2 separate regions of the Homo sapiens genome follow, and region 2 is linked to region 1. The links are chromatin loops, found by intact Hi-C in ENCODE. Cell type or tissue: heart right ventricle. All regions are shown on one strand. Region 1 overlaps SIL1 (SIL1 nucleotide exchange factor). Region 2 overlaps SIL1 (SIL1 nucleotide exchange factor).

What was found. Peaks named below come from ENCODE experiments on the same cell type or tissue, not always from the same donor. Only the 100,000 strongest peaks of a DNase experiment are listed, where the experiment ranks them.
Region 2: a loop joins it to region 1, with 1.9 times the contacts of the local background. A loop is called at or near these places in 5 of 110 quality-filtered maps.

The regions. Positions count from the first base shown.
Region 1 is chr5:138,971,620-138,974,119 of GRCh38, forward strand. The region is part of intron 7 of SIL1 (SIL1 nucleotide exchange factor); the gene reads right to left. LOC124901079 (a long non-coding RNA gene) reads left to right here. Exons shown (of 2, transcript XR_007058954.1): 2 at 1-2,500. Among named protein-coding and RNA genes, the nearest start is that of LRRTM2, 98 kb to the left of the region's middle. In heart right ventricle, a CTCF peak has its summit at 1,454; a DNase peak (open chromatin) is centred at 837; H3K27ac peaks cover 2,500 bases.
Region 2 is chr5:139,136,314-139,138,813 of GRCh38, forward strand. The region is part of intron 1 of SIL1 (SIL1 nucleotide exchange factor); the gene reads right to left. Among named protein-coding and RNA genes, the nearest start is that of SIL1, 61 kb to the right of the region's middle. In heart right ventricle, a CTCF peak has its summit at 1,517 (motif pointing left); no DNase peak of the experiment used is centred here; H3K27ac peaks cover 615 bases.

The DNA.
Region 1 (2,500 bases):
GGGGATGAGGCTCAGCCCAGAGTTGCTCCCCATTCACACCAATGGTTTCACAGGATAGCTCTCTATTCCAATATACCCCTACATCCTGGAGAGGGAGGGAAACTCAGCATAATAGCTGCAAAAGTAGAAAACTTCCCACATCCCCAGCACCACAAAAGCTGCCACTTTGCTCAATGCCTAGCACAAAGGGCTCACAGTGGGGCTCTCCCCACAACCTGGCTTGAAGGAAGAGAGGTCCTTGGCCTTTCCTCACCTCCAGGGCCCACGGCACACTCTTCTAACATCCTCACTGGGCTCCAACCAACAGGCTCAGTCATCTCTCTGGCTAAATATCAAAGCAGCTTCCCTTCTCAAGCGTGTCCAAAACTCAGGTCTCCTTCAGGCCACACAGATGACACCCTCCAAAAGCCCAGAATGAGCTCTGTAGGGTCCCTGGGGAGAGCTGAGACATAGGAGGCCTCGTTGTTCCAAGGCCAGCTGGGGATAAGGGTTATGGGGACCTTTGGAAGCCAGATCCAGCAGGAGAATCATGAGGCTTCAGTTCCTGAGCTCTGCACATTCTTAAGTGATTCCGTTGACTTCACCAACAACCTGGGGCCCGCCGAAAGCAGTGGTGCTAGCCAACATCTGGTCACCAAGTTCTTTCTGCCACCATTACTTGTCCACTGAGCCTGTCCCTAGAAATGCAGAAAGACAAAGCTCAGCTCCCATGTGGAGTACTTAAATGCTCTAGCCATGCCTGGTACTCACAGCCACATTTGAAGGTCTGGTTCAACGCAGCCATGCTGGGTCCAGATGTAAGAACCTCAAGCTGGGCTAAAAAGCAGCTTTCCCATGGGTGAACCCTCTGGCTCAGAGCTCCTCAGGCTGGCTCTGCTGCTGCTCCACACATGCCACAATTTACTACAGCTGTTAAGAGCCCCAGAGACAAGAAAGCTCCTCCTTCCCACTTGTTCCCTGCCCTTCTTCAGCACAGGCTGGAACCAAGCACCAGCCAAACCTGGAGAGAACCTCAGAAACTATGACCCCACCCCACAAACTGAGCTCACACAATTTTTCTTGAGCCACAAACTAATTTTTGTTAATCCCAGAGAAACAGTTCAAACAGCAACTAACCTTTTTCTTCCTTCACAACTATTAAACTTGGACAAATACCTCAAAATAGTACATGAACCAAGAGTTTAATCCTTCTCCCCAGAGGCAAAGAGAGGACTATGTGGGTAACATGAGGGTAAAACCCTGGGTCCACCAAGTCCAGGACAAACGGGTCCTGGGTCCTCAGGCAAGGGGGACAGAGGGGCAATAAGAGCAGAAGGGAGGACAACCCAGGGCTGAGGCCCCAGTGATGGGGGTAGAGAAGCCCTTGTTCAGTCCCAGCATGGAGCTGAGGCTGGCCACAGTATTCCTACAGTACAGCAGGAGCGACACCTGCCTGCCACCTGGCTGAAGGGATCTGGGCAAACTGATGAGTCCACCCCCAAGCCCAAGCCAATTAAAGGTTATCCTTATACAATTAAAGGTTGTGTAACATATGTAACAAACCTGCGCGTTGTGCACAGGTACCCTAGAACTTGAAGTATTTAAAAAAAAAAAAAAAAAAAAAAGGTTGTGTAAGAATAAAGTGGCCCAGAGAATGATCATGAATGCTAAAACACAGAATCCAAAGGGCTCATGCCAGAAAACCCAACAGCAACTTCTGTGTCTTATTTTATAATAAGTAATTTAAATAATTATAAATCATGTAAGTTCATGGTAAAGAAAAAAAAAATCAAGCAGTATAGAAGAGTGCAAAATAGAAAGGAAAAGTCCCTGTTTCTCAGACCATCAGAGGTAAGAGCAGAGTTTTTTCTTTTTTCTTTTGAGACAGGGTCTCGCCCTGTCACCCAAGCTGGAGTACAGTGGTGTGATCACAGCTCACTACATCCCTGAGCTCCCAGGCTCAACTGATCCTCCTGTTGCAGCTTCCTATGTAGCTGGGACTAGACATATGCCACTGCACCTGACTAAATTTTTTTTTAATATAGAGCTGAGGTCTCACTATGTTACCCTCAAACTTCTGGGCTCAAGTGATCTTCCCGCCTCCCAGAATGCTGGGACTACAAGTGTGAGCCACCGTGTCCAGCCTTGACTAATTTGTTGTTGTGATTGTAGAGACTAAGTCCCACTATGTTGCCCAGGCTGGTCTCAAACTCCAGGCTCAAGTGATCCTCCTGCCTCAGCCTCCCAAAGTTCTAGGACTACAGGCATGAGCCATCACGCCCGGCCCAGATTTTTATATCACATATTTAAAAATATATGTGCAATATAAATTTATATATAAATCTTTACCCATTTACTTTTTATATGAATGGATCACGCTTCTACACATGCTATTTTCAATGTAGAGACCCTACTCTCCAGAAAGAAGAGGCTCCTCAGGTCTCTCCGTGCACCCCTTGATATCAAATTGAGCAGCAAACAGAAGAGAACAGGGGTGGCTGGTCATATTTTAAAAGACTCC
Region 2 (2,500 bases), 160 kb after region 1:
AGGCTGTGGCAACCTCATACCTGTTGAAGACGAAGAGGTAGACAGGGCTAAGGCAGGGCAAGAGTTTCAGTGCTATCAACACAGAGGTGATCATCAAAGCAACAGGAGCAGAGCGACTATCTTTCTAGGGAGAAACCTTAGAGAGAAAAGGACAGCGGACCAAGCATAGTCTTCAACTCATGGCTGCACGTTAGGAAAAGGGAGCAAGCAAGGAAACCAGAGGAGCAGCCACATGATTAGTGCAGACCTACACAGGTCAAAAGAGTGGAGAATCCTGAGAAAATCCAGTTGTAGGCAACAATGTCAGGAGATCAGTCACTGGATTTGGCAATGAGGCAGTCAGAGGGCCCTTCAAAAGAGTGTCCACAGATGAAGACATAGAGGCACAAGGGTAGGCCACTCCAAAAGGCTCAATGGGTCCACTAAATTTTGAAGATTTGAGGCCACATTTCTAAATGTGATTTTTCAACATTTCACTAAAGTCTTAATGAGAAAAGAGAAAAAAAAATTCCTCCATGGGTGCAACAGAGGGATTCTTCAATACCATACATAAGTTCCTATGATTGATGAAGAGCTACCCCACAACACACATGACCTCAGGACAATGATGGGCATCAGTCACTCCAGCAGAAGGAGGGGGCAGGGAGGTAAAATTTCTAAGAAGAAACTCCCATCAGACACAATTCTACCTTCTCTGGGCTCTCAGCCATGCCTCAGACTGCCCGGAGGCTTTAGTCCTTCCACTTTGTGGAAATGTAATAATAACTCCGCCATGGCGGAGACAGAGAAATACCCTAGTGCCACCCCTTCCCCCAGCATTCAAATATACTATCTGGGCATCCCAGAGGAAAATTAATTCTGTCAAATAATAATTATAGTCAACATTTATAGAGAACTTTCCATGTTGCAAGCAAAGTATTAGTTCATTTACTCTTCACGACAACCCTCTGAGGTGGTTCCAATATGCTGCTCATTTTACCCATGAGGGGACCAAAATTCAGAGAGGTTAAGTAACGTGCCAGAGTTCATGCAGCCACAGAGCAGTAGAGTCAGAATTCAAAGCCAGTTTGGCCCCAAAGCCATGCTCTTTCCATAGCCGTGCTGTCTCTCGAGGGGTCTGTGAAATCAGCCACAGAAACTGGACTCATCATTTTATTTGTTCTGCAACAGTATAAATAAAAAGGCACATTTTGTGTCAGGACAGAAATTTTTTTTTTAATTTTATTATTATTATACTTTAAGTTTTAGGGTACATGTGCACAATGTGCAGGTTTGTTACATATGTATGCATGTGCAATGTTGGTGTGCTGCACCCATTAACTCGTCATTTAGCATTAGGTATATCTCCTAATGCTATCCCTCCCCCCTCCCCCAACCCCACAACAGTCCCCGGTGTGTGATGTTCCCCTTCCTGTGTCCATGTGTTCTCATTGTTCAATTCCCACCTCTGAATGGGTGCTGGGAAAACTGGCTAGCCATATGTAGAAAGGACAGAAATTTTTAAATGAGCCTACTGGGGCCCTCTTGTGGAAAGACCCACCTCTACCATGTTCTAGTTTCTGCACCACACACAAACACACACCACACACACGCGCACACACACACATACCACACACAGGCACCTTGATTACTAAATGCCCTTGGCACAGACCAGCCAAGGCATAGGCACAGGCATTCAGGAAGAAGAAATCCCTTGACTCAGATTGCAGCCAGGCTTCCTTTGTGACTTGATCCCTTAAACTCCTATCACTCAAGCTTCCTAGCTATACACGAAGCAAAAGCATCCCTGCTCCCCTTCATGGAGCCCAGTGCCAGGCACACACACACATATACACACACACACACACACAAACCACAACCACACACACCACGTATATACACACACCCAACTGTCTGGCAAGAACTTGACACCTCGCCCCTCCATGCAGAAAATACACAAGACAGAAGTATTTCTACATGGCAGACAAAGACGGAGTCTTCTTTGGTGAATGGGGCTTGCCTAAGCATACCAGCAGTTGACCAGATGAATCAGAGGAATACTCAGGTCCTAGTCTGTACTTTCCAGTAGGTCCTAGACTGTAAGCTCCTAGCAAGATACAGACAAGGGGACCTACTCCTTATACCTGATCCTTGACCCTGCCTGAGGTACCGGGAGTGATCAGCCCATGTCTGATAACAACCAAGGTTACAAGAAGCTCCATTCCCTTCCAACCCACTACAGTGTAATAGGAAGAATGCAGGCTCTGGATTTTGAGCCAAGTCTCCCCTACTAGCTGTGTGACTTTGGGCCAGATGCTTAACCTCTACAAGTTTCAACCCCTTCATCTATAAGAGGACTTGATAGTAACTATTTAGTATGACTGTCTATATTAAATGAGATGACATAGAGCATATAGCACAGTGCCTGACACAAAATGAGGGCTCATAAAGCTTATAGCTCTCACTACTATTATTAGAGAAAATTCTGAGCAAAGAATAGGATAAGCAAAAGCAGCGAGGG